7 separate regions of the Mus musculus genome follow, and regions 1, 3, 4, 5, 6 and 7 are each linked to region 2. Evidence: chromatin loops called from intact Hi-C (ENCODE). Cell type or tissue: left cerebral cortex. All regions are shown on one strand. Region 1 has its middle 36 kb from the start of Otor. Region 2 holds the start of Pcsk2 (proprotein convertase subtilisin/kexin type 2). Region 3 has its middle 120 kb from the start of Gm33599. Region 4 has its middle 160 kb from the start of Otor. Region 5 overlaps Pcsk2 (proprotein convertase subtilisin/kexin type 2). Region 6 overlaps Pcsk2 (proprotein convertase subtilisin/kexin type 2). Region 7 overlaps Gm33599 (a long non-coding RNA gene).

Region 1 (4,000 bases), 430 kb after region 2:
AGGTTTGCTCAGTCTGCCATCTTATAGAACCCAGGACCACTAGCTCAGGGGTAGCCCCACCCATAATGGACCTGACCCTCCCACATCAGTCATGAATTAAGTAAACGCCCTAATGGCTTGCCTACAGCCCAGCCTTATAAAAGCACTTTCTCAGTTGAGGGTCACTCCTCTCAGCTTGTGGCAAGTTGACATAAATCCTGCCAGCACCTAGAGAAATAAAAGCCTGTTGGCCATCAGAGCTGAGAAGCATTCGGGCGATCTCTAGAGCTTTTGGTTGTCTCTGTGCCCTCTGTCATCACCCCCTGAACACATCAGTCCTGTAAAAATTCTTGACTTTGATAGTCAGGAAGCCAAATTTAAGAGAAACTGCAATTCCAAATATATAAAGGAAAATCTGTTTTTTCCTGAGTTTAGTGGTGATAGCAGCATCAGGAGGCTAAGACTGGATGAATGTTAGTTCAATGCCACTCTGGCCTACGTAGTGAGTTTGAGACTATCCTGTACTGCACCACATATAACCTATGGAGGAGGAGATGGGGGAAAGCTAGTCATTATTTGTTGGGCTAAAAGCTCTTTGTACACATTTCTTTTTCTTTTCCTTTTTGCATACTAGCACAATACCACTGACTCATACATTGATTTTAGCTCTCAGTCCTAGGGCTATCAGTGGTGGTCTTCCTGTTAGCAGAGTCTCACGGTGGTTGGTGTAGGGGCCAGAGAAAGAGAGTGTGTGCATATGTCTCTCCTGGTCTCTCTCTCTCTCTCTCTCTCTCTGTGTGTGTGTGTGTGTGTGTGTGTGTGTGTGTGTGCTTTTGAAGCTGCCTGCATTCAGTCACGGAAATGCTATCGGGGTCACTGTAGCTGATCATAATCTCCTGCCAGAGACCCCTCCTATACACACCACAGTCAGGTGCTGGCTGCTTCCACACCCTTAATCACAGTGAAGATTAATGAACACACAGAGAGATCACGGCATTTTAACTTAAAGAAAAAACTTGGTGTGCACCATGAGAGATGGTTTGGGGGCCTCTGTACTGCAGAAGGGATGGGAGAAATGGTGTTTCTTCTCAAAAGGGAGGGATGAGGGGTTGGAGGAAGAGGCGACAAGAATAAAGGGATGGTGCAGGCTAGAGCAAGTGTCATGGAAGGTGGCCAGGATCAAAGAGAAGTGGCACTGCTATGACTCTACTGCAGTACCACTCCACGTCTGTGGACCTCTGCATATCTCTGAAACCTCCCACAAATGCAGCACATTGCTCACCAATGCACCTGCCAGTCAGCTTCTAGTGAAAGTTAAAAAAAAAAAAATGGTTGGGTCTCAGGCATTCTTGGGCAGAGTTGAGAGTAGGAGGCTGTCACTGCAGAAACCCAGAAACAATCTGTCGGAGCAGATTTTGGAACTCGGCCACCTAAAGCTCCCTGATCAAGCTGGTTTACTTGAATGCCTGGAAAGTGGGGTGGGATGGGAGAGACTGCAATGTAGTAGCCATGCTAGGCCATTGCATGTCCCTCCAACATTCCATAGGAACCGTACTGCATTTTCTCATCTACTGGTGGATAGAAAAGGAGTGTGAATCATTTGGAGCAAGGCTGAGACACTAAGTCAGCACGAGACATGGGGATTCCCTCCAGAAAAGCAGAGACATTAAAATCTGGAGGGAAAAATAGCAAGCTTGAGTCAATACAGCAAAGGGGATTTGTGTGCAAAACAGGAACTTAGAAAGGTTAATGGAAGCAGGTCTGCTCCAGAGTTAGGTCTCCCTGTAGAAATGACATTAACTTCCACAGTGCACAGATACAGAGAGTCAAGATGGACAAGTTATGTTGGAGTATGCTGTCATTGATACACAGAAGAGAAAGACACATTTTAGAGATTGCAAGGCTGGTTAGGAAAGAGAATCCTCTAAACTCAACTTACAGCAATCTGTGATGTCACAGCAGGAGAGGCACGTGCATATATCGTTGGAATAATGTGGTTTCTTAGAACACATTCCCCAAGGAGTAAATTCTGGGTTCTATTGTACAGCTCTCTGTGATGCTAGGGAACTGACATGTCTGACCATACTGCATGGCTACCATGCAGAGAGACATCGCTCTGAGATACAGTCAGTCTATGGATTTGGCCAAGGAGATAATTAGTTTATGGGCACTGGGGTGAGTATGATTAGTGAGGCATCTCTGCCCACTCTCAGAGTAATCTGCAGGCCACTTAAGGCAGTTTCCTTTTCACATAAAGAGCAACCAAAGGCAGAGAAGAATCTCCTTTGGGGAAAGCTAGATCTCATTTGCAACTGATGTATGTAAATCTCTTACATTTCCACCTTAACCAAAGCCTCAAGTTTAGGTTTTATGTGTTTGTGGTGCCATCTGCTGGTAAGATGTAGATTTCATATTATGAGCTCTCAATTCAATTCTCCAAACTTTGTTCTTTTACACTGAAAAATTGAGGACTCCAAGTACCTTTTTTTTTTTTTTTTTTTTTTAGATTCATTTATTTATTATGTGTAAGTACACTGTAGCTGTCTTCAGACACTCCAGAAGAGGGAGTCAGATCTCCTTAATGGATGGTTGTGAGCCACCATGTGGTTGCTGGGATTTGAACTCCGGACCTTTGGAAGAGCAGTCGGGTGCTCTAACCCACTGAGCCATCTCACCAGCCCTCCAAGTACCTTTGCATGGAGCATATATATAACATTATCAGTGATACTGTAATTAGGAACTTGGAAAAAGTTCTTATTTGTTTATGTAGGAGAGTAACAACAATTAATCCCATATAAATGTAAATAATTTAAATAAGAATATTGTTCTCCAAATTGTAAAATTATTAAAAAAAGTGTAATATATGCCTTGAGGTTTTATGTGCATATATATGCATATATACATATATACACATATATGTACATATATACACATATATGTACATATATACACATATGTGTACATATATACACATATATGTACATATATACATATATATCATTATATATAACTATATATTACCTAACATATTGAAAGAATGGATATGCATATATATGGAGAGAGAGGAGAGAGAGAGATTTCATATCTGATTCCACAATTCAATCTGTCTCATTATTGTGTTTGGGAGCATTTCTGTTTGCTTGCTTTGTTTTTATTTGTGGGGGTGTTTTGCTTGCATTACATACATTCCTGGTAGCTGTGGAGATCAAAAATGCACATCTGAGCCTCTGGAGCTGAAGTTCTGGATGACGGTAAACTGCCCTGTAGGTGCTGAGGACCAAACCCTGAATCTCTGCAAGAGCAATGAGGGCTCTTGACTCCTGAGCCATCACTTCAACCATTCAGTTGCCTTCACCAATATATATGAAGAAAATCCAAGCTTTTCAGGTAACTGAAGGTATTTTTATTGTATCTGAAAATTTGACAGGGTGAATTCCAGGAGTTTAGGTGCACTGTGAATCTGCAAACATACCATTAAACTTTCACTTCTCTGTAAGGCTAAAGTGCATTGGTGTATAGGTTTAGAATAGATTTTCATCAGTGTGTGATTTTGTGGCATTTTCTCTTTAAGGATAATTTTAAGGTGTGGATAGGGGGAGAATAGAACTCTCTCCCTGTCCTGAATTATGTAGATCACTCACATTTTAGCATATCAGCTTACATCACACACTAGGGAAAAAAAATCTCACTAAATACAGTTCCATCTCCAGTCCCTTGTTTACAAACAGAAATAGCACAGTGTATGCAGGAAGAGGGCCTTGGCATCTCTCTGATGATCCATTCACACAAGCAGCACCTTGACTGACAGAATCCAAGTGTCACTCGCAGAAGCTGAAAAGGCTGAGATTAGCTCACTGACCGCTCAGGCAGACATTTGCTACTTATTTTTAAGTCTGAGATGTATTTGATTTTGCACATCTAAGACAGAGATCTTCGTTCAGTATGTTTAGGGTAAGCTCTGTGGTGGTTTCAGATTGTATCTTGTGGGGAAATTTATCCCATTTCCCGTACCCAGAGAGAT
Region 2 (4,000 bases):
GTAATCCCAGTTCCAACCTACACCCCCCCCACCACCCCCCCACACGATGAGATAAATCTTTTTTTTTTCAAAAGGGAAAGTATGCAAGATCTCACAGTCAGATATCAGCTAACTATAATCACTCATTGCCAATGCCGCTAGGACGCTGGATTTTGCCAATGGGGGGAGGAGGGCGGAGCGGGGTTAGGTGGGGTATCAGCTTGTTTCAGGGTTGAATGTCGTTTGAAAGAAGTCTCCGTGGGCCAGGAGGCCAGGAGACTGTTCTATCAACAGGAACCTGGTTTCCCCTGCTCCACCCACACTTCTCTTCTCGGGAGCAACTAGTTCTAGGTGTGTGAGACCCGCCCGCGCGCCACCCGCAGACCTGCGCTTCTTCCAGGACCTCTGTGAAACTCGCTGCCAAACACAGCTGAGGTAGAATACGCGCCCGCCGCGCCGCTGGTGAGTGTAGGCGGGAGAGCCCTGCGCTCCTGAAGGAGTCATCCTAGTAGCTGGGAACTCGGCAAGAGACATAGGAAGTTCTGACAGAGGAGACCAGCCTGTGTTGCCCTTCTAGGGAGGGAACCCAATGCTCTCTCAAGCCTCTTTTCTTGTGGGATCAGGAGGGAGGGGACAGCCCACGGGTACCAAGCTGCATCCTTTGACCTTCCATTCCCCTCAGACTGGCTTCTCCTTGCATCCTCACTCTCCCCTAGCGGTGCCAGGTCCCCTAAGGACACTCCAGATCTGGGATACAGATATTTCGCAGGAAGAGCAGGTCAGGCATGCTCCCCGCCAAATGAATTATTCTCCTCTGTTCCCCGCAGGACGAGTACCCTAACTTATCCAGAGGTTGCCAGAGGCACCCAAAGCTCGAAATCTTATCCAAACAGTTCAACTTGGACAACTTCTTGGAATGGGGATCCCCGTGCTCTCTGGGGAAAACCGCGCTGGCTGCCCACACATCAGGAGAGGACACCTCGACTTTTCCGGGGGGAATCCCCCTCAGAATCCATCTCTCTTGGCAGCGAGGTGTCCTAAAGAAGCAAATTAAGAACTCTCCAAACAGGAGTGCGCTTCTGGAGTGGGAGGTCGTGGGCAGGAGCCAAAGCGCACAAGTTCAGCACTCGTTTTGGACAGAGAACTCCGTCCTTGTTTCCAAGTCAGAAAGCTCTTGTCCACTGGGGAAAAAAGCAGGGACTGAAAGTCGCTGGGAGGGAAGTCCTTAGGCGTGGGTCGGAAAACTGAGGTGAACTGCAACGCTCGATCTTTGAGCCATGTCGGTGGGAAACTATTCTTTCTCCGGGGCGTGGGGGGCTGGGAGACTTCCCTGGCAAAGCAGTCGACGTAAGCCCAGCTGCTCTGGACTCTATCCCTCTGTCCCTAGGCAGCCTGGAGAACTTGGTACCTCGGACAGCAGCCGGGGCGCACAGCATCCTTTGTAAGGTGCGGTCTTATTTTGCCCCCACCAAGTCAAACACCAACAAATTATTTCTCTGACCTTTCTAATACAGATGAAGGACATTTTAATTACATAACCCATGAAAGATCACCGGAGGCAATGTCGTGTTTGAGAACCGATGGCAGAATAGCTGCATAGCATAAAAAGACAGAAAACTTGCAAATCTGCAACGAGATTGCGCAAGGCTGTCCCTCCTCTGGAAACAACATGTGAAATGTATGGAAAAAAAATCTTACCTTTCGGACTCCAAAGCCGTGTTCTGCTGCAACTTGGCGAGCCTCTTCCTCTCCGTCTTTATGCAACTCCACAAGAAAATGATTCGTGAAGACGGGTCTCTCGGCAGACGCAAAAACCATCACACAGAAGAGGAACCCGGCCGCCTTCCACTGGGATCCACAACCGCCCTCCATCCTTCTTTGGGAGTGAAAAGTGGGGCTGTGAGGCGCGCAGGGTGGTGGAGCAGGGGACGAAGAGGGAAGATGCAAATAAAAAATAGGTATGTAGTTTTTGTTTCTGTTTTTCTTTTTTTTTTTTTTTAAAAAAAAAAATCTTTGTATAGCAAAAGAGGCAGAAAAGAAGCTTGGCAAACAGCAAATCTGTACGCTGTCCACCAGCAGCTGGCTGCCAGGGAAGCCGGGGAGTCGCGCAGCCCGGCTGGCTGGCAGGGGTGCGAATGTGCGGAGCTGTGTGTACCCGAGAGAAAGAGCTAGTGTGTGTCTGTGCTTGATGCTAAATCTGCATTTTCAGCTCCTCCTCGGCTCCAATTCTAGAGGGCTGGAGGCGAGCGCCAGCCCGGGTGACGCGCGCCCGCCAGCGGCCAATGGAGGCCAGAGGATCGGCGGGCCCCGCCCCGGGCCGCCCCGAGCCCGCCCCCGCCCGCCCCCGCCCTCCCCTGCCCAGCTGGCTGCCCGGGTCCCCGGGGGCGCCGCGAGCCCGCGCCCCCGCCAGCTCGGAGCGGCTTTGCTCCGCCCGACCGCTGCGCGCCCAGGAAAATCCCCCCCGCTGCCACCCACTGCCGGCGCCCGGTGATGTCATTGTTTGTGGAAATCTGCACAGCTCCGGGCAGGGAATTACGGTGCGTGCCGCTTCAGAGGCCCCGAGGGGAGCGGGGGGGCCCCCGGCCGGCCGGCCGCTCCCTGTTGCTCTTCTTTGCTAGTCTGAGCTACAAAACAACTCTCCTCTCTTTTCTCTCTTCCCTTCCCCTGTCTTCCCTCCTCTCACTTCTTTCTCCTCTCTTTCCCTCTCCACACCTCTCCCATTCTCCCAATAACAAAGCAAATTTGATCCTTCCCGCCCCCTCCACTTTGGGCAAATCCCAGGCTGGGAAGAGCATCCTTCTAGAGGTGACTCATGGGGGCAGGAAGGAGCTTTTTCTCTGTTCTTTTCCCGGTGCTCCAAGGAGGCCAGAAACTAAACATCTGGCAGTCCAGCGGGAGTCCGGACTGCCCTCCCCCCACCTGCGATGGCTATTAGAGACTCCTCTAGAGTCAGCGCTGCACCTGCATCCCAAGACTGCCAAGGGAGACGTGATGCTTATGCTGGGAGACAGATTCTTAGACTCTGGGTTTGGGGCTGCATCAGGACCAAGAATGTCAGAGTTTAAGGAGGTATAGTCATCCATCCCAGGCGTAGGTCAGGATTCCTGCTAAGAGTCTGGCTGCATGATAATTTAGGCTGAGTAGGCAGGGGGCAGCTGTTGTCCAGGTCCAGTTAACTGCTGAGGTCTGACTTCCCCTTCTTGCTCTAGTGTAAGGAAGTAGATCCAGTCTGCTGTAAGGAACTGAGAACCATTGCTCTAAGTAATGTAAATATTAGCTGTTATGGAGTATATTTACATCGTTTTTTTACCATTTAACACCAAAGTTTAAAAAAAAAGTCCTGTTATAAATTGGATAGTCAGGAAGATGCTTTTTCATGGGAAAGAGCGGAAGAAAAGGGAAAGAGAGAGAGAGAGAGAGAGAGAGAGAGAGACTTACTTGACTTGACACCACACCCAGCTACACCCACCCCACTCTCCTCCTTAGCACAAAATCACAGTGTATACAGGAGACACAGGAATGGTGGACAGGAGAATGCTTACTGTACAAGGCACATCGTCTTCACTGACTTAGCTACTCCCCAGCATTGCTAGAGAAGTATAAGCAAGCTCTGCGGATGGGTTCTATCCAGCTGTAGTCTTCAGCATACCACATCTTCAATTTTGATTGAATTCCTTTAAGACAACCAGGAAAGGCAATGGGGAGGTTTGGTAGCGAGGATTCCAGAATGGAAGCAAGGGTTTTAGAAAATTATTAATGAACTAACAGATCAGCCTGGAAGCCTCGGCTTGGAGCTGCACACATTAGCTCATTTCTGCCAGGAATGCTTTCTTATTATCACTATGTTGTACCACATCACCCAGATCGGGCTATAGCACAAGGATTCCTTACCCAGAGGCCTTCAACTTTTCCTCTACTTTTGTCTTCCTTACAGTTCATCCACGTTTTGAGCCAAAGTACTGGTTTAGTGTGAAGCAATAACCACATGGTCCCTCCTGTTCTGTATTGTCATTTGAGAAAA
Region 3 (4,000 bases), 180 kb after region 2:
AAAGGGCAGATTTGTATGTTTTCTTTACAGCAAAAGAAACTCCTGTGCTCGCTCAGAACATGACAGACATGCCCAAGAATTGGCATCCCTGGAGATAATCAGTCATAGCTGAAGGTTTACAGGGCTTTACTGTAGTTCTCTTTCTCCCGTTAGTTCAGCAACTTCAGGTATTTCCCAAATTCTTTCCCAGAATTCCACAAGTGGATTCAGTTTGCTTTGCCCCCTCTAACAATATTGATCATTTTAAAAAATCCTGTACTTTCAGAAGCTTTCTTTCCCTTCTAATTTATCAGTGCCTCTCAAGTGTGTTTCTTGACCTATTTCACAAATAAACCCCTGCACTTGAGTGTGTATGGAGTCATTCCCTGTGTCTGAGGGTCCCATGCAATTTCTACAGTTCCACTTCGAGAAGGACAAAGTTTAAATTCATCATGATTTGGTCAAGAATGATTTGACTATCAAAACTTCATTCTGATACATTTTAACTTGTAGGATGTGTCTAAGTTCTGAAATGGGCAATGCAAGTCCTATTCTGGCTTCTTTTCCATATGTGAAGTGGGATATGTGCTCAATAAAGATATTCTATGAAAAGCTGCAGGGATGGCTCAAGTTCCCTGAGAGCTGGTGTAGCACTTCTACATAGCTCAGGAGTTGGCAGAACTGAGTTCGGGGGAGAGGGTGGGGGGCGCGTACCATGGTAACATCAGATTAAAAATCCAAGGCTAAAATAGAAATGAGTTTAGAGAACATTATTGTTCAAATCAGGCATGTTTCAGAGTTCACAACCTTCGTTCTCCACCTAACTCGAATCATAGAAAACAGAGACTCATATGTTTCGTTGTGTGCACACAAACCTGGTGTTTACTGGATATTGAAGAGAATGGCATTTCAAAGATGCAGAGAGGGGCAGTGGCTTTCCTTAATCTTTTTCTTGGTAGCAGATTGAATCAGAAGACCCCCCACCTATTCCCTTCCCATTCAGAGTAGTTCTCAATTTCTCGTTTTGATTTCCCCTCCCCTGTAATCTAATTAAAGTATCCATTTGCAACCCAAAGTTAGCAGGCACTTTTGTTCAGCTCTGAATTTCCCAAATGGTCTATACTTGATGATCTGCAAGCAATGACTGCAAAGTCTAACTTTCCCCATCCTTGGTGGCCAGTGTGCACTTCAGGGAGGTTTAAATCCTAAGACTGCAATGCATACACCATCTGTGAGGTGGTAGTTGAATTTCAAGCCATTCTCCCAAATATATCTTATTGCTTTCTCAAGCCAGTCCCTCAGCACCTGGATGAATTAAATTCTTTAGAAAGAACTGAAAATGCTAGATATGTAATTCTATCAAGAAATCATGAACAAAATCATTTTCTGCACAAGTCACAAAGCTCCTAGGAGGAAGGTGGGTCTCTGAAGAAAGTGAGTGAGCGAAGATGAAAATGAACTTTTTCACTGTCAACTCGGTCACCCTGGGAAGCCAATTGCAGTGTTTCTCATGGGAATTTTGCCAAGAGAAATCTTGATTAAGGGTAAGTCTTCCCTCCACACCTCTTAGGGTTTCTAGCAGAGTGCCAGTCTTTTCTTGTGTGAGATTTCTCCCCAAATGGCTCCCTAACTTAATGTACTAAGAACTATTTCTTTCACTTGTCAAATCCTCATACTCTGATTCTACACTATTTCTAATATTATTTCATATATTACATATATAATTATATATTGCACACACATTATCATATTATATATTATACTGTATACAATAAGTTATAATCTTCCTGTCCCCTTCAATATCTTCTTGCTTCTGAGTTTTGACCCCCTCAGATTAAACATGTCCATCCTCCCAAAGCCGACCTCCTTATTCCATACTTTGTCTAACAAGATCTTCAGATGTAAAGAATGAAAATGAACTTTGGCTCATTTTTAACAGAGAAGACATTTTAGTGGAAGGGTATCAGGAGCTCTTGTGAAATAAAGAGGAGACTGGAGAATCAGACTCAGGTAGTGGGGGAAGGTTTAGAGGAGGCTGAGAGATGAGGGGAGTAAGCACAGGCTGAAGAGGGTGTACCCGACACTCTGGATGTGGTAGTGCTGATAACACTGCAGCCACAAATTAGTTCTCCATGTGGCTTAAAGTGCTGGAGCATCTAATTGGCTGATTCTCCTTCAGGTGCCCCAGATCCTGGCATTCTGTCAAGAAGCCCTGAATACTCTAATTTTGTTTGGGTACCTTTAGTTCCTTGTGCAGCAAGAACACCCGCTGTACCCAATGCTTTCAGTGTCCACATTACTCTAAGCCTTTGATTTCTGTGTACCTTGTAAAAATGTCTCTCCACATTTATGTCTTTTGAGGGCTTCTTCTCCCTAATAAAAGTCTCTGTGCCTGCTATGCAGTCGGGCTATTGGAATCGCTCCAAATCAATGACTGACAGGAACGGGTACATACAGATCCCGTGCCGGCCCCCTCATCCTTCAACTGGAATAATTCTGAATGTATTTTGCATTCCCACAGAGATTCAGCTCCTGGGACACACAGGAGCTCCCAGGATAAGCACTTGAGCCTTGCCCTTCCAAGTCTCACTTCTAAACTCCTTCTTTCCTGTTCTTCCTCTGCTTCCTACATGAACCCCTTCTAATCAAATTCTTTCACTGGGGTCTATTTCTGGAGCTACCCTACCTGGGGGAGTTATCCCAGACTTAGCTTGTTAAAATTGTATTCATCCCTGAAGGCCAATGGTGAACGTCTGCTCCTAATGTACTAAAAACCAAGCAAATGTTCTTATTTTGTTTGTGACCACCAGAATATTTAAAATTAAAAATCCTTTAATGGGGCATGGGCACTTCTGGTTGGCAAAATCATTGCCACATCCACTGCCTTTCCTCTGACAACACATTCATTATGAACCTGACTCACGGAGGCTCTTGGGCTTGTGATCTTTGCAAAGGCTTAACTCAAATAAAACCCCTTAATGAAAGTTCCCTGAGCACCAGGCTGAACAAATCCCTTCTTACCTGGACTCTCCACAGCAATATAGATGAAATGTGCAAGATTCTGTCAGAATCCAGTCCTGTTGTGTCGGGGTGCAGGGATATACCTCTCCTGCCTAGCTAGGAAGTCTAGCCAGGCTTCCCCATTTCTCTCCTCCTTTATTCTTTCCTTTTCTCCATTGACATAGGAGGAAATTAACCACTATAACCTGAATTCAGTGGTATTTATTCCATTCAAGTTGTCAAACCACCATCTCTAGTTCTAGAATATCCCTGGCACAATATCAGAAATGCCACACTCATTGGGCGGTTGTTCTCTGTTCCTCCCTCTTGGGGAGTCTCTGGCCACTATTAGGTTTTTTTTTTCTGTGTTTTTGCCCTTAGCACTAGGTGTCCTCAGCACTCAATACATCATTTTTGAGTAGGTGAAGGATTATTTAGTGTGAAACAAGACAAAGGGGAAGATTGGCATTTTTATAGCCATGTGAACTTGAGAAGACTGCTCAAGATACAGGTTGCCTGAGTAAGGTGGGGCTTACTGCCTGTGCAGCCCAATTGGAGGGATGACTTCTGGGTAGTTCCCCTGCAAAATAGGGAAAATGGTAGCATTTACCTGGATATCATGACAATTAAATGGTTAATGTGTAGAGAGCTCTCACTAAAGTGCATAACTGAGAAAACCAGAATTGTGTGTGTTATGACCTACCCTAGTTCCACTCTGAGCAGACAAAGAGTTCATTTACCAAGGGAGAAGCAAGACATTCACCAAGAGATGCTGAGTTGAGTGTCCCTTCATTGACAAGGATATTCATATAGTTTTTGTCCTTGAGTAGACATTTATGTCTCTATTCCACTCCATCACAAGGCTTACCCTACTTTAGTATCCTGCCTTATCAAAATAGTAAGACTTTATCTTAGTCTTAGGTTTGACCTGGAATACAATGAGAATGTAAATCCCAGGATGGTAAACAACATGCTTGCTTTGGGAATCTGTGCTACTTACACTTAATACATAATCAAACTC
Region 4 (4,000 bases), 310 kb after region 2:
GATAAAGCACACGGGCCTTTAGAGGACAATTTGGACCCAAAATATAATAGAAATCATGGTCATAACCCTTGGAAGTTATTCTAGGCTTTTATTGATTTATTATTTCTCAGTTGTTAGAACTTCAGCAGTGATCAAGAGCTGTAAGTGCTTAGATTTAGGCCGAGTGACCAGAAAAACCTATTGAATGAAAAAAAAAATTAACCTGTAACAAATGAAAGAAAAATAATAGCAATTGTAAGAAGTAACACTCGCCAGTCTGTTTTCTTGGTAGTCTTAAGGAGACCGTATCAGTCTGTTGTTATACATTTGCATGGCGCTTCCATATGTGCCATGTGCCTCACCACAATATTTAGGACTTATCCTCACAACAGCCTGGGGAGTGCAGCAGTGTGATTATTTCGGTTTATTGTGGAGGTGGCTGATGTGGCATATGTGTCCCAGCAACCCTTAATTAACTAAGGGGAATGTGGAAAGTTTGACGTTCCCCGAGTATTCAGTTTATACAGCAAACATGTTTCTGACTTAACTGACTGGCTGTTGGACCAAAGTAAATAAATGAAACAGATGTTTTAGCAACATGTTTTCACAACTTCAGAGTGTAGTAAGGAATTTTAAAAATGTCATTTCATTTGTCTTGGATTGTAATCGGCGAGTCACTATTAAAATTGATGTCCTGTGGGTTTTCAACTTGTTGAACCATGATATAGCCTAAAACATGGAATCCTAGAGACTTTTGGGTAGCATAGCATACTGTCTTAGTCAGGGTTTCTATTCCTGCACAAACATCATGACCAAGAAGCAAGTTGGGGAGGAAATGGTTTATTCGGCTTACACTTCCATACTGCTGTTCATCACCAAGGAAGTCAGGGCTGGAACTCAAGCAGGTCAGGAAGCAGGAGCTGATGCAGAGGCCATAGAGGGATGTTCTTTACTGGCTTGCCTCCCCTGGCTTGCTCAGCCTGCTCTCTTATGGAACCCAAGACTGCCAGCCCAGAGATGGCACCACCCACAAGGGGCCTTTCCCCCTTGATCACTAACTGAGAAAATGCCTTACAGTTGGATCTCATGGAGGCATTTCCTCAACTGAAGCTCCTTTCTCTGTGATAACCCCAGCTGTGTCAAGTTGACACAAAACTAGCCAGTACACATACTATCTTGGATTCTTCCAGAATCTGATCTTGAGATTCCATCAGTGACCATAGTTATTTAGAGGGCAATTTTCTCTTTTTTTTTTTCCTTTAATTGAAAATAGATTTTTTTCCATACAATATATTTTGCTGCTTCTTCCTTAATCCTTCCAGTTTCTTCTCATCTCCCCTTCTGTCAGGATATGCATCCCCTCTGTCTCTTTAGAAAACAAACAGATGTCTATTTAATAATAAGTAATAATAAATTAAATTTAAAAAATAAAAACAAACAAATTAGGATGTAACAAAAGAAGCAAACAAGGAAAAAAGCCAAAGAAAAAGCAGAAAAAGTACATGTAGACACAGAGACACAGTCACACATGCCCTGTGCACATGCACACACACACACACACACACACACACACACACACACACACACACACACACACTCACTCACACACACACAGGGATCCTGTAAAAACACAGAACTGAAAGCCATGACATACATGAAAAGAATTTGAAAAGTAGAAAAAATGCCCAGACACAAGATTATGAAACAAAGAAACTCCAGATTTACTGCAGAGTTCATTGTCTGTTGACCATCTACTGCTGGACATGAGATATACCATTCAGAGTGACTTGTTTCCCCAGTGAAAATCCCTTGAAGAGAATTTAATTTTTCATTTGCAAATGGTTATCAGTTGGAAGTGGCTGCTGGATTAGGCACAGGGTGGGGGGTGGGGGTGTTGTGTCCACTTCTCCTTTCAGCTCCAGAGACCCAAAAGGTACAGACCCTGTGCAGACCTGGGTAGGTGCTGTGCATGCTGCCTCAATCTCTGTGAGTTCATAGGTGCTGGCCAACCCCTGTTGTGTCTAGAAGCCTTGATTGCTTGGTGTCCTTTATCCTCTCTGGGCTCGTGCACTCTTTCTACTTGCACAGCGTTCTCTGGTACCTGAGGAGAAGATTCAATGGATACAAAAAAAAAAAAAAAAAAAAAGATTCTGGAGAAACAGTGTGAGAAATGGGAAAGATGGGCCAGTCAGGGTACGTTGTTGCTCCAAATGTTTTCCCAGTATAGGCCTATGGAAATTATGTAAGATGCACACCGAAGGGTTATCCTGTCTAAGGAGCAGGAGAGCTGGCTTGTTTATACTCGGAATTCTGTGTGCCAGGCCTGACACCCATTCTTTAGGTGTCTCTTTTTGGGGCTGCTTAGGGCTTGGATAGAACAGCTTTCTGCAATTCTAGAGCAAGCTCTCAGTGAGACAATTGAGATGTGGGTGGTTCAAAGTAGGTTGCTAGCTGCTCTGAAGTGCTAAAGCCCAAGGAACTTGAGCAGAGTACAACACGGTTGATTGTACATACTTTATAACACCATAGCCTAGTTGCCTTAAGGTACTTATAGAAGCCTATTTATATAATTTCATTTTCTTTTTTTTTTTTCTAGTTGGGTGCAGCGAACTTTATTGATGGTATTCAAGGGAGTAAGTAGGGCTCCCTAGGTTATGGGGGTCTGGGATAGAAACTGTGAGGGAGATGCTCAGTGTTAGGGGCCGAGTTTAAATTAACTAAATCTAGCAAGGAAAACAGAAGAGGGAGTCAGGTTATATATCAACCTATGTTCAGTCAGGAGGCAGAAGAAACTTTAGGGATTGAACAAGAAACACCTAAAGGATTCCTAACTGGTATAAAACAGTTAATGAATGTCATTTTAAAATCTTCTAAAGAGTTCTAAAACAAATACAAAACTCAGCTTCTATCTAGGCAGAAATTTAAAGATATCATCTGTAATCCATACATATATATAATATATATTATATAATATAACATATAAAATATAACATAACATATAGCATGTAACATATAATATACAATATGCAATGTGTAATATGTAACATATGTGTAATGCATAATATGTAGTGTGTAGCATTGGCATGTAACATGTAGCATGTAATAGGATATGTACCATATGCCATATAATATACAATATATAATATATTATTTTATATATGTATGTGTATATGATTACCATCTGTTTTATATATATGTGTATATAGATAGATATAGATATAGATGTAGATGTAGATATAGATATAGATATAGATATAGATATAGATATAGATATATAGTGACCAGTGGGCTGATCAGTAGAAACACCAAGATATAACTAGAGAATTAAGACTTTCCAGCCTTCTCATCCCCAAGGGATTGTGCTGACAGGCAAGCTGACCACCAATAGCCAATGATTTAATCAGTCATAATGAAGCTTTCATTAACAACACCCCTCCCCCAAAAAAATCCTGGGTTTGAAAAGCATCTGGACTGTGGAAGATGCAGGTGTTGCTGGAGGGTTGTGTGCCCCTCCCACATGCCTTGACCTATATATTTCCTGTCTGGACTCATAATATCCTTTACTATAAACTTCATTAACAACCTAGTAGACATGAATGAAGTGCTTCTCTAAGTTCTATTAGCCAGGCTAGGAAATAATTCCAACTTGAGGAGGAGAATTAAGGTAAGCATGAGAATAGACAGTTTATAGCCAACTGATCACAGAATAGGCTACAACCTACTGTTTGGACTGGAACCTGAAATGGGTAGAACGTCTACAAGGCCAAACCCTCCACCTAAGAGATCAAATGCTGTCTCTAGCAAGATGGTGCCAGGGTGAAATGGAATAAGATGACATCCAGTGAATGTCCATTGGAGAAGTGCTTGCTAAATTTCCACATGTATACATCTGCTCCCAGAAGCTTTAACTACTACACCAAGTGAGAAGGAAAGAACAGCAGAGAAACCCCTGGTTTGTTTACCAATAGCAGACAGGGAGAAAAGGAAAGAAGGTTGTGTCGCAGACACTGTTTGAGACATG
Region 5 (4,000 bases), 140 kb before region 2:
GCCCACCAAAAACGATAAATTACAACTCAACTATGTATGTGCCTATACACATATATGATTATATGTATATATGCATTACTGGGCATTTCTGAAGCCCTGTGACCTTCCAGGGAGGTAGGCTTGCCTCAGCACCCCAATACTGGCCTGGAGCAACTATAGGACGTATAGTCTCACTGCTACAGGTATGTAGTCTTCAGGATGCCACAGCTAGGGTCTTTGCCAGTTATATTCCTTAAAGTCAACGGTTTTCAGGACATTACATTCTTATACCACTTTATATATACCCTGTGTGTGTATGTGTGAGCATGTGTGTTGGAATTCATTAATACAAAGAACCTTTAAAAGGTCCCAGCAGATGTGTGGTTCTAAGTCTGGAGAGACAGCCGCTCTGTGCCTCTTTTCTAGACCTTTTACTGTGCAAAGAATTTAAGTCGAGCACCCCTTCAGCTTATGAAGGAAGAAGTCTGAATTCACCAACTTGTTTCCCCAATTTGGTCTCACAGGGAGGCCTTTATTCCCAGGGCTCACCACAGGGACACCTTTATTGCCTTCTATGGACTCAAATCCTGTTGGACTCATTGCCTCGAATAACTTCTGTGAAATAGTAACTTTCCTTCCCAGGATCTCTGGGAAGCAAGTACAACTACCAACTGCCATGGGGGAAGTTTGAAAGTTCTCAGCTACATGCTGCTTCTAGCAGTCGAGGAACAAAGGACCCACAGCAGAGCTGATGTGAAGGGCTGTGCAGGGATGACCTCACCCATCACTCCAAACTCAATTAGGCCGGGAACACACTAATGAAAAGACTGCTAAACCCGTTTCCGTAAAATTAATTGTAATTCCATAAACGAGGTTTTAATGGAAACCGGTGATGCTTTAGGGTGCCGTAGTCCCTGGACATCATCTGTCTTTGCAATCAGGAATCCCAAGCCTGAAGCCCGCCTTCTGTGTCCATACCTTCATATCATAGGCGTGCTTCCGCAGAATGTCCTCCCAAATATGTGTTACACATAACTCCAGAAGTGTGTTGACTTCATGCACATCTATTGCTTTTATTTTCTGGGTTTTTGTTCAATTCTAATTCATAATTATACTTAATTTTTTTTACATAATTAGTAATCATATTGTTGGTAAAACCATGCATTCTTTCTTCCTGGAGTGTCTTACTATAAAACATTTTAATATGCTACCACAGAGCCATGGTATTTGAATTTCTACACCTCCATAGAGTCAGGGACCAACTATTTCCCTTTTATTGGATGTTTAGCTTGTTTTATATTGTAACTGAAATAAACATGACAAGAGAGATTAAATGCAAGCCATTTTTAAAGAGCTCTGGAGAAGATTTCAGTACTATAATTATATGTGTGATACGTCCCCTAATTTCAGAGTAATGTTTTCCTAGTGTCTAAAGGATTTGTCTCGCTATAGCTAAAAGATCACCCAACTTGCCATCCCTTCTCTATGCTTTGAATTTTAATCTATTTCATGCAGAACCTGTCATCACCATTTGGGTGGAGTCCCAGTGACATTTGCATGACTTAACCATGGCTTTCCCCCTCCTAAAACACAATGCACAGTTAACTTAGATTCATAGGGTTAGAATGCCTCCCCAAAGTGTACCATCGATCATTTGTACAAATGTCTAAGCAAAAACATGGGAAAGCAGGAGTGCATAAGTCTTTTTCTTAAAACTAAAGGGAACTGATGGATACCCCACAGTTCTGATTCAATTTTTACACCTTCCTTAGTCATGGGTGCACATATGGGACCCAAATAACTCCACCTACTCCCTACTCCTTCTGGTTCTCAACTGAGAATTTCTCAGTCAACAGATGTTTCTTGTGTGTTTAGGGCACTTCTTGTAGGTACAGTCCAAGGACAGAACAGAAAGTAACCCGGCATGGTTACTTACTACTTTATAGGGAACAAGGTCTGTTCTTTATCTTCTATCTTTCCAACAAAACTATGGAATATTGAAGGGACTCTAACCTGCATGGCTCAGGCAGGCCCTGTCCTTTTTCCCTCCATTCCCTCTGCCTTGCTAAAACCATTAGACCACATTCCTAAAGCTAGGCCCCAAGCTCTATTCCCTTATTTGGCCAATCCCTCACACTGAGGCTTACTACCAAGGTCCAGCTATCAAAGTATTGAAGTCCAGCAATTAAAAGCCCTCTTTGACTCACCTAATTAACACGCCCAATCAAAATTAAACACCTAACGTGGGTTTTCCTTCCTTTACCTTTAGTTTAATTTTTCTTTTTAATTTTAATTTAATCTAATTTTTTACTTATTCACTTTACATCCCCGTCCCGGTCACTTCTTCCCACAATCCTTTCCCCTCCTCCCTCCCCTTCTCTAAGAGGGTGGGTCCACTGGTTATCCCCCCAGCCCTGGCACTTCAAGTCTCTGCAAGGATAGATGCTTCCTTTCCCACTGAGGGCAGACACTGCAGCCCAGTTAGAACATATCCCACGTACCGGCAACAACTTTTGGGATTGCCTCTCCCCCAATCCCCGCCCACCACCACTCTAGTTGTTCAGGACCCACTGGAAGACACAGGAAGACCAACAGTGTCAACTAACCCAGAACCTTTGGGGCTCTCAGAGTCTGAACCACCAACCAGAGAACATGCACAGGCAGGACCTAGGCCTCCTCTTTACCTATGTGCCACCACTGTGTCCTCTCTACCCAGAGGCAGTCCTTTGTCCTCTAGGACAAACCCCTCTTCCCCCTCTCCCTTGCCCCTCTTCTCCCCTCTCCTTTGTTCCCTTCCCACTCTTCCTCTTCGTCTACCTTCTGTCTTTGTTCCTGATACCAGCTCTTTGTCCCTCTGCGGCAAACACATCTCCTCTGTGCTGAGAATGCTTCCTGAGAACTTGGTCTGAGGACTTGGTCTTGGGGGTCCTGAGCCAATACTTTCCCACCCACTGATCACTCAGAGCTTCAGAAGCCATTGCCCCAGCGTGACAGGATGGCCGGGTCACTGAGGATGACCGATTGATTCTAACTTTCTATTAAGCGACACTGCTGTTCTCTAAGTCATTTAGCACAGTCAGCCTTCCAGAATCTGGGTCAGCTTAAGTGGGGAAATAACTGGCTAAGGACTGGACTACTTTCCCTGCTGGGCTGATAATTAAACAGCTGTTAATTATCATGGAATGTGCTGGGTTGGGAGGAGCCAGGAGAAAGGGGAGGGAAGGAGACACCTGCCTCCCACAGGGTGAGAAAGGTTTTGGCTTGAAGAGAATGCAAAGGAAAGAAACTGAAACAGATGGACAGGTCCGGGTTCTTTTAAGTACTGAGGTTTGTCAATCATGCGGTAAACTTAGAACATAAGATGGTGACACTTTGGTTCTGAGCCACCAGCATAGGTCAGGGAGTCAGGAGCAGATGCACATCTCAGCTCAGACCGCAGGGACCACAATATCCTGGGTCATCACTTGCTCTTGTAGGATCCACAGCTCAATAGTAATCACCAGCAGACATTTGGGCTCCAAGTCTGACCATTTGCTTCTGTCAATCATAATCTGAATAAAATTACTTGCATACTTGTGGGTTATGCTTTTTAAAACTCTACCTCTGGTCCGGAGAGATGGCTAAGTGGCTAAGAGCATTAGCTGTCCTTCCAGAGGACTCAAATTCAGTTCCTAGCACCAAAGTGAGCAGTTCACAGCCACCCCTAACTCCAGCTCCAGGGAATCCAGCATCTCCTTCTGACCTCTGAGAGTACCCACAGGTATGTGGGACACACACACACACACACACACACACACACACACACACAGAGAGAGAGAGAGAGAGAGAGAGAGAGAGAGAGAGAGAGAGAGACTTAAAAATAGATAGCAACAATAACAAAAACTCACCATTCTATCTCTTCTGCCAGACATCATCCAGTAGCTATGGGACCCTGTGCTCCTATAGCTCCTTAAAACACCCATGAATAATGAGTTGTACTAACTTGGACTTTGATTTGTTGACTGTGGCATTGACTGTGTCA
Region 6 (4,000 bases), 160 kb before region 2:
GACTCTACAAACCGTGTATCTGTTTGGTATAAGATACAGAGTAGATGCAACAATTCATGTAACATACAGGGCCAGGGACACTGTAAATAGCCACACTGCATCCTTACTGGCCAGGGTGAATCAACAGAAATGAAAGGGATCAAGCACCAGGGGCTAGCATATCTGAAGGCAAAGGAAGGGAGAGAGCAGAGATGCAAACACAACCTGGACCTCAGATTCTGTTAACTCACAATCAACTCTGCACAGGAAGGGAGATGGGGTTGTGAGCTAAAGAACTCTCCAACCCAACTGTCACGGAGTATTGGATAATCATGCCTGCTTGTGAGTGATTAGCTGGTGTGTTCCTGAACCACACTGTTATGTGCAGAGGACATTTGTTCTCTGTAAGGAGCTCAGCAAGGGACTTCCTGGATCAAATGGCTCAGTATCGATCTGGTCACTATTGTGGACACTTATGCAGTGACTGTGGACTTTGCACTGAGCCACTGAAGGGAGGGATGGAAGGAAAGGAGGAAGGGAAGGAGAGAGAGATAGGAAGAGGAAGAAGAAGAAAGAAGAGGAGGTATGGTGGAAGAGGAGAAGGTATGGTAGAGGAGGAGGAAGAAGAGGAGGAGGAGGAGGAGGAGGAGGAGGAGGAGGAGGAGGAGGAGGAGGAGGAGGAGATGCAAGGTGGGTCCAGCATCTAGACCAGAACAGAACAGCTTGATACCTTTAACACTCTGGGAGTCATTCTCTGCTTTCATGCCTGAAAGCAAAAACGCCATGTCCCTGCATCAAACCCTCCTGGCTCCTCTGCCCTTAGAATGACATTTTTCTCTCAAGCTGGCAAGATGGCTCAGTTGGGTAAGAGCACTGACTGCTCTTCCGAAGGTCTTGAGTTCAAATTCCAGCAACCACATGGTGGCTCACAGCCACCTGTAATGAGATCTGACACCCTCTTCTGGTGCGTCTGAAGACAGCTACAGTGTACTTATGTATAATAATAATAAATAAATCTTTGGGCTGGAGCGAGCAGGGACTGAGCAAGCAGGGTTGATCAGAGCGAGCAGAGGTCCTAGAATTCAATTCCTAATAACCACATGAAGGCTCACAACCATTTGTACAGCTACAATGTACTCATATACATAAAATAAATAAATAAATCTTTAAAAAAAAGAATTACACTTCTCTCCTCCCCATATGAGGCCAAGGATGGCCTAACTTTCATGGCAGTTTCAACCTTTTCCCTGCCCCATGATCTGAGATTTGTGAGACGCTTCCATTGGTTTCCCATTGTTTTTTGAGGTATGATTTTACTTTGTGTCTCAGGCTGGCCTTGAACTCATGCCAATCTTCTTGGTGCTGAGATTACAGATGTGAGCCCCTTACTTAACTTCAGCTGATGTGTATTTTTCTTGATAGATCAACAAAACCCTGATGTTTATATCTGCAATGTGCATAATTACTCTCTCCTATGACTATGAAGGCAGTTATAGTCTTCTTGAGAAGGGCAACCATCACAGTTTAGACATGGGAAAACCTAGGACCATTAAACAGTGCTTTCTTCCCTCCCTAGCAGCAATTCACAGAGAGTCCTCAAACATTCTGAGTGTCTTAGACATACACCAAACCTCTTACTTAAAAACTTGGCAATGTTAGGGCTATAAAATGCAAGTGCTATAAAACCCTCTCTCCATAGCTTAATGAAAACATCTCCCACACACTGTAATACATCTTATTATTCTATCCAGCAGATTCTGTATCGTGGAGAGGGTACGTACAGGCTACATGGAAAGATCAGTCCTCACCATGATACCCAGGACTGTGTGAAAGAACACTGCTAAGAGCTCAGCCCTGGCTTCCTGTACTTGGCTTCAGGTTTTAATTATTGGTTGGTAATTAAGGGTTCTTTCTCTGTGAAAAATAATTTCCTGTAGGTTGGGAGCTAGCAAGGTTACCATGTGGGAGAAGCTAATCTTATTTTTGCGTCAGAGATTTTTTTTTGGCTTGGCTACATAGGATGGAAAATTTTGCTTAGCCCAAATCTCCAGACTGTTCAACTGTAAGGTCAGCATCGTCCTGTTCTTCAGGAGCTTCCCCTGAGAGGATTGATTAAGAAGTCAGGGTAGCAAGGAGCTAAAGGGATCTGCAATCCTATAGGTGGAACAACAATATGAACTAACCAGTATCCCCTGGAGCTCGTGTCTCTAGCTGCATATGAATCAGAAGTCGGCCATCAGTGGAAAGAGAGGCCCATTGGTCGTGCAAACTTTATATGCCTCAGTACAGGGGAACGACAGGGCCAAGAAGTGGGAGTGGGTGGGTAGGGGAGCGTGTGGGGGGACTTTTGGGATAGCATTGGAAATGTAAATGAAATAAATACCCAATAAAAAAAAAGAACAAACAAACAAACAAAAAAAAAAGAAGTCAGGGTAGGGAAGCAAGCCAAGTCTAGATGTAATTTCGGGAAAATTCCTGAAGGGGGCGCTAGAAGATGTACACATTGTTCAGCCTGACATGGGGACTCACAGTTCAATAGCAGCCAAGAGGGGATGGGAAATCCCAAGCCTACTAGATTTCTATATCTGGAGGGTAATGAAGACTTTAACATCCCCATGGCAATTTTCCAAAAAAAGAGTAAATGCTGGAGTTGGAGTAAAAACCAGTCCAAAGCAACGGGGAAGGCACAGAAAATGGCTCAAATACTCAAATATATACTTTAGAATATTCAAATACATACTTCAGTTGTGAGAGTGATACCTGCAGTCACTGAGACACACTGGAGAGCTGAGTTCCAAGATTAGCTTTGCTCTAACTTGCACCCTGACCTCTGATAGTCTGCTGACCACCCAGCCTCAGTTTCTCTCTCTGTAGAGTGAGAGTCTGGGCCAGGACTTCTGGAAAATCCTCTACTTCTTACAACCTTGGCTTCAGCACGGAGAGCCCCGTCTGTCTACACATTTGCAGGACATTTGTTTTAACCATATACCTGGAGGGCCTTGAGAGGAGATGAAGATTTTGCTAGCTGTGAATTGTTGGTGTATCCTTAGAGCACTGGTGCCTAGGAGGACCCAAGTTCAAGGTCAGCCCTGGAACTCAGCCTTTTAAAGCAAACCATTCTGGGGCTGGAGAGATGGCTCAGTGGTTAAGAATACTTGACTGCTCTTCCCGAGGTCCTGAGTTCAATTCCCAGCAACCACATGATGGCTCATAACCATTTGTAATGAGATCCAATGCCCTCTTCTGGTGTGTCTGAATATAGCTACACTGTACTCACATACATAAAATAAATAAAATCTTAAAAAAAGACACCCTGTCTCTAATGGAAATGTGTCTGAATGTGCTTAGGAAAAAAAAAAAAAGCAAAACATTTCTCTACCAATTTCCCCAAATAGCCTTAAATTCACACTTAGGTCAAGAGCAGTTTTAGCTTTGAGAACACTCATGCTAGAAAAATGGGGAGGGCACAGACGCTCCTATCTACAGAATGAGGCCCAGGAGGCCCATGGTGTGGATTTTGGTCACATGGATCATCTCAGTGTTCATGCCATCTGGCTCCCTGTGCCTCTCAAGGGTGTAAGCTGCTAGATTTCCATGAGGAATAGATTGGGGAAATCAGGCAGGTCACTGCTGGCCTCAGAACGGGCTTACTGGTGTTCCCATGAACTGCTGGGGTAGTAATGCCCCACACTCTAACATTACCCACGTCTTGACCTATCCTCCCCACAATCCCACTTTCTACCTTCAGGGCCAGAAAAGTGGGTTGAGTCCTCATGTTCTAACTCGACTCCGACCCTTCATTAATCTTCATGCCTCTTTTTAACCTGGTGTCTGCTTTCCTTTCTTGATTTAAAGAATATGTGGTTACATTTGGCACAGCTGGGGTTATGGTTAATGGTAGACGGAGCACCCATCACAGGCTCATGAGTTGAATACCTGGCTCTCAGATAATGGCATTGTGGGAGGTTCTGAAACTTCAGGGGATGAGATCTGTCTGGAGGAAGTGGGATCTTGGGGATGC
Region 7 (4,000 bases), 95 kb after region 2:
TTTCCTTGAATATTTACTTCATTGTGTAAAGCCTTTCTTTCTGCCCTTTAAAATGCATAGTACAAAAGTGCTTTCTAGGATTACTCCCTTGTGAAATGTTATCCGAGAACATCTTGCTCCTGAGTACACCCCGAAGGAGGTCCAATTTTTAGTTCCAGATTTTCAATTACTATGCTCAGAGACATTGGTATTATTTTTCAGTTTTTCTGGGGTTCCACGTCCATGATTTATAAAATAGGAAAACTGAAAAAGTTTGAATTTGAAATACATTTTCAGCTTTCATATCTTTCTTATATGTTGAGGTGAGAGACCCTCAAACTGGTGCTGATTAATTACGGACAAGTGCTCGTGCACGGAATTGCTGATCATGGGTCTCTGTGCATCAGTTGTTCCTCATGTAAATGCATTGTCTGTGAACTGTATTGGTGTGCAAAGCAAAGCAAAAGTCTTCATGCAGAGTAATTATCTCTTCAAGGTTTATTGAGAGAGGTTACCTTGGTAACAAGAAATCAAACCTACCTACTTCATCTTAGGGGTCAGAACAAGGTTCTCCATGTAATCCTCGTTTCTGTTCTCCAGGAACAAGCTGTGAAGAAAGCTCAGCAAGAATATTCAAGTATCAGTAGCAAGCAGCTTTTCATCATAGGCTCAGTGCTTCACACGGTTGTCTTGTCATTTTATACAGGCAGGCTTGCTCTGTGAGCGAAGGACAATGCTGGAGGCTCACTGCTTTCATTACTTCTTTGGCACATCCCTCTCTGTACAGCAGATGTGACAGATACCATCCACTCAATGCTCATTATGTGGGAGCACAGTGCCACTGGTGTGCAGACCACATCTCCAGCTTTTTGTAACAACCTAGTGTTTTGGGTTTCTTTGCTTTGTAATAAACACTCCAAACTTGTCAGCCTAAGCCACGTATACAATCTATGATTCTGCAGGTTGGCAGGGACCGGCTCAGCCCAAAGTATGTTCTGATTTCAGTTAGGCTTGTAGTCATCTTACACAATCAACATTTCTCCTGACATGGTCATTTAGTCCAGTTTAAAATTTCTGGCCTGATAGAAGTCCTAAGAGCAGGTTTTCCTTTGATTTTCTGAAATTTGGTAATTTGCAGGGCAAACTATTTTGTCAGTGCTAGATCTTCAGTACCTTGGACAGCTCTGATACAACCAAGTAGGGGCATGGACCTTAGGGCTCTGGAGTTTCTTTCTCTGATTCCTTGTTAATGCTGCTGATCATAACAAGGATTTACCTCTAGTGCACACTTCTGAGAACCTCAGACCTACAGTGTAGGTAGAGATAGGTGATACAGTGTTAGTGATGAGATGTCAGGGTTAGGAGTTCCCAGTCCAGATACCGCTTCAAGTCAGCATTTGCTTCAAGGAATATTCCAGTCGTGAAGACTCCATGCCATGTATTCCCCTCTCACTTCACAGCAGGTTAGCTCTTAAAGCACTGCAGAACAACACAGAAACTTGCTCTACTTTTTCTTTCAAACTAGGAACACACAGTGTTCCCCATACAGCCTCCCACACACTTCACTGAACTGTCAAGGGAAACAGTGTGCTGGAAACTGCTTCAAGCTGGGGTGAAGTCTGGGACAAGACTGTGCTTTGAGTCTCCCTGTCTTTGCTTTGGACTCTATGTCTACAAGATGCTTCAGGCTCGAGGCTATATCTGGCAGCATCTGCCTGGAGAGATCAGCCAGAGGTGGATTAGTAAGAACATTATCAGTGAGGCACACACAAGCTTCTGCTGCATAGTTTTAAATCCACAGTCTAGGTATCCCTTCTCAGGGCTAGAGGAAAACAAAGGTTGAAGAGGCAGGCTGGCTGTATTCAAAGCACCAGGAGGTTTCAAAGGCAGCATAAATTCAGCCAACTAGAAATTAACTTCAAACAAAAGCATAATTTTATATTGCCATTGGCTTACCTGAGAGAAACACAACAGCCCATCAACCCATAATAAGGTTTGTTTATCTCCTGTGTTGATGGGAGTTACAGATGTATAAATACAGTCATTCCAGCCATGTCCTGGTTAGCCCTGAGTTGGATACAGGGGGTGGGGCAGCTGGGAGAAGCTGCTCTTCTAAATTGATCATCTCCCAGGAATTCTGCCAGAAATGCTAGAGAAAGCACAGAGCATCTCAGGCTCCTGGGATCTGGCTCACATAGAGTACTGGAGCTGAAGATGATCTACAGGAATTCTTTCCCAGGCTCCTTACTCACTTTATAAATGCAGAAGCAGAGATTTAGAAATGGAACAAGGCTAGTGAAGGACTTTATTTGCTGATGTTGCTTCATTTTACTGCCCTTCCTGAGACTAGTGAAGAAGAGAGAATATTAGGTCTACCAAGTCAATAAATAATTTCTGAGTACCCACGTCACACTCATAACTTATTATAGAGATGTGGGAACATCTCAGAATGTCTGAATCATGGGCTCCTACTACAGGAGCATCTCAATTCACAGTGTCATTACCTTTAACATCCACTACTGACCACTTTCTTCTATTCTTCATCCTTGTACCTACCCTCTGACCTAGACATCACACCTCACAACCTGTGTCTAGCCTTTCTCCTCCTACTATTGTTTCAAGGGGTCATTGTGCATAATATTGACCAAAGGAACTCCCTTCAAACACTGTGGAATATTGACTCACCCACCTTTGATTAATGATCTCATAACTACTTAGATCCATACTTCTGCTCATCATTTGAGTTTGTCCTCAGTGTGGACTACTTGTCCACTCTTAGATCTCAGAGTTGAGCTTTAGCTCCCCCTATCCCAAGTGTGAGGTCTATCCCAAGACTGTACTTTGGTCATCCTTATATTCATTTTCTTATGATTTTTGTATTGATGTTTCTTCGGCTGGGAATTTTTCTCTCACCATCTACCTGGTGAAAAATCCTCTATGAAGCCCTGGTCTAGAAATCATGATCAGTAAGGACCAAGAGTTCAAGCTCATGATTTCTTACAAATTTGGTAAAGGAAAGAGACAGGGTAAGAAGTGATCTACTGTGCTCTTAGTTCATTCATAGTTATTTGCCTTGATGAGTGATTAATCCTTTAATCCATGTGGGAGTACCATTTTACTTTCTATTCTCAAAGTATATCAATATTCAACCCAGGTCCTGAGGCATTAGATTTTAAATGACAAAAACTCTGTCTTCATATATGCATGCATGCATGCATGAATTTGCACGCTCAAAGATCGATGACCCAGGTTTATTGACTAGCAGAAAAATTTAAGAATACTATTCAACCATTTAGAAGGGGCTTTCTTTGACAGTGTTTGTCAACAAGGTCTTTAAAGGACTGTGCTTCCCAGTCTCCAGGGTACCTGTCTATACCTGAAAGAGTATGAAGATAATTAAAATAAGTTTGTGTCATGTACAAGTGAAGAAAAATCATAGTACATTCATTGAGGTGGGTTTCTTGTTATCAATTCTTTTCAAGAGAAACTTGGTAACATCAATTTTAAGTCATTTTAAGACATAACACATTCATGTTAGCAAAGGTGAACTGCCTTGGCAATTATGTGTCACAGTCATTGAGGGTTCTAGGGAAAAAGGCATCTCTTTTCAACAGTGCATAACTATGAAGTAAATCAGCATCTATGTAAATTAAACGCTAACTAGATCTCGTTGTTAGAGCTAGATTCTTCCCGGATGCTCTCATTTCACAGAAAGAATACAGTACAGACAAACTCAATTCTTCATCCATCTCATTTTGGAAAGCTTAAGGGAAAGGGGTGCCAGAGAACACTGTAACAAAGGTTTACTCTCTTTGTGCCACAAAAGACCAGAACTAGAGGCGTATACTAACTTTAGCTATTCGGATTGCTATTTAATGATATATCAAAATGAAGGATGCTTTCAGCTGACCAGATGTTAATGTGGAAGCTGTAAGTGATGCTGGGTCATCTCCTGAACGATTTAAGAGGAACCATAGTCAGGAAGGAAATAACATCATATTTGAAAGCCAAGAAGAAATTG

Evidence for each region. A loop is a pair of places that touch in the nucleus more often than their neighbours do. Peaks named below come from ENCODE experiments on the same cell type or tissue, not always from the same donor. Only the 100,000 strongest peaks of a DNase experiment are listed, where the experiment ranks them.
Region 1: a loop joins it to region 2, with 5 times the contacts of the local background. A loop is called at or near these places in 6 of 42 quality-filtered maps.
Region 3: a loop joins it to region 2, with 2.6 times the contacts of the local background. A loop is called at or near these places in 5 of 42 quality-filtered maps.
Region 4: it touches region 2 in a loop (7-fold over the local background); 2 of 42 quality-filtered maps call a loop at or near these places.
Region 5: a loop joins it to region 2, with 6 times the contacts of the local background. A loop is called at or near these places in 2 of 42 quality-filtered maps.
Region 6: a loop joins it to region 2, with 3 times the contacts of the local background. A loop is called at or near these places in 4 of 42 quality-filtered maps.
Region 7: a loop joins it to region 2, with 8 times the contacts of the local background. A loop is called at or near these places in 5 of 42 quality-filtered maps.

Annotation. Positions count from the first base shown.
Region 1 is chr2:143,112,302-143,116,301 of GRCm38, reverse strand. No RefSeq gene overlaps it. Among named protein-coding and RNA genes, the nearest start is that of Otor, 36 kb to the right of the region's middle. In left cerebral cortex, a CTCF peak has its summit at 2,367 (motif pointing left); DNase peaks (open chromatin) are centred at 1,382 and 2,345; H3K27ac peaks cover 1,253 bases.
Region 2 is chr2:143,544,342-143,548,341 of GRCm38, reverse strand. Pcsk2 (proprotein convertase subtilisin/kexin type 2) reads right to left here and starts at 2,209. Exons shown (of 12, transcript NM_008792.4): 1 at 1,678-2,209. The coding sequence starts at 1,851. It overlaps Pcsk2os1 (proprotein convertase subtilisin/kexin type 2, opposite strand 1), which reads left to right and starts at 505. Exons shown (of 3, transcript NR_040354.1): 1 at 505-1,937. In left cerebral cortex, CTCF peaks have their summits at 2,250 and 2,530; DNase peaks (open chromatin) are centred at 1,839, 2,194, 2,442, 2,733 and 3 more places; H3K4me3 peaks cover 3,123 bases; H3K27ac peaks cover 2,992 bases.
Region 3 is chr2:143,362,809-143,366,808 of GRCm38, reverse strand. No RefSeq gene overlaps it. Among named protein-coding and RNA genes, the nearest start is that of Gm33599, 120 kb to the left of the region's middle. In left cerebral cortex, no CTCF peak of the experiment used is centred here; DNase peaks (open chromatin) are centred at 621, 1,161 and 2,419.
Region 4 is chr2:143,238,862-143,242,861 of GRCm38, reverse strand. No RefSeq gene overlaps it. Among named protein-coding and RNA genes, the nearest start is that of Otor, 160 kb to the right of the region's middle. In left cerebral cortex, no CTCF peak of the experiment used is centred here; DNase peaks (open chromatin) are centred at 401 and 2,372; H3K27ac peaks cover 750 bases.
Region 5 is chr2:143,681,499-143,685,498 of GRCm38, reverse strand. All of the region lies in intron 2 of Pcsk2 (proprotein convertase subtilisin/kexin type 2), which reads right to left. Among named protein-coding and RNA genes, the nearest start is that of Pcsk2os2, 110 kb to the left of the region's middle. In left cerebral cortex, no CTCF peak of the experiment used is centred here; a DNase peak (open chromatin) is centred at 1,781; H3K27ac peaks cover 3,530 bases.
Region 6 is chr2:143,707,936-143,711,935 of GRCm38, reverse strand. All of the region lies in intron 5 of Pcsk2 (proprotein convertase subtilisin/kexin type 2), which reads right to left. Among named protein-coding and RNA genes, the nearest start is that of Pcsk2os2, 79 kb to the left of the region's middle. In left cerebral cortex, CTCF peaks have their summits at 2,456 (motif pointing right) and 3,255 (motif pointing left); DNase peaks (open chromatin) are centred at 2,517 and 3,485; H3K27ac peaks cover 917 bases.
Region 7 is chr2:143,449,021-143,453,020 of GRCm38, reverse strand. The region is part of intron 2 of Gm33599 (a long non-coding RNA gene); the gene reads left to right. Among named protein-coding and RNA genes, the nearest start is that of Gm33599, 36 kb to the left of the region's middle. In left cerebral cortex, no CTCF peak of the experiment used is centred here; DNase peaks (open chromatin) are centred at 849, 1,549 and 2,124; H3K27ac peaks cover 1,909 bases.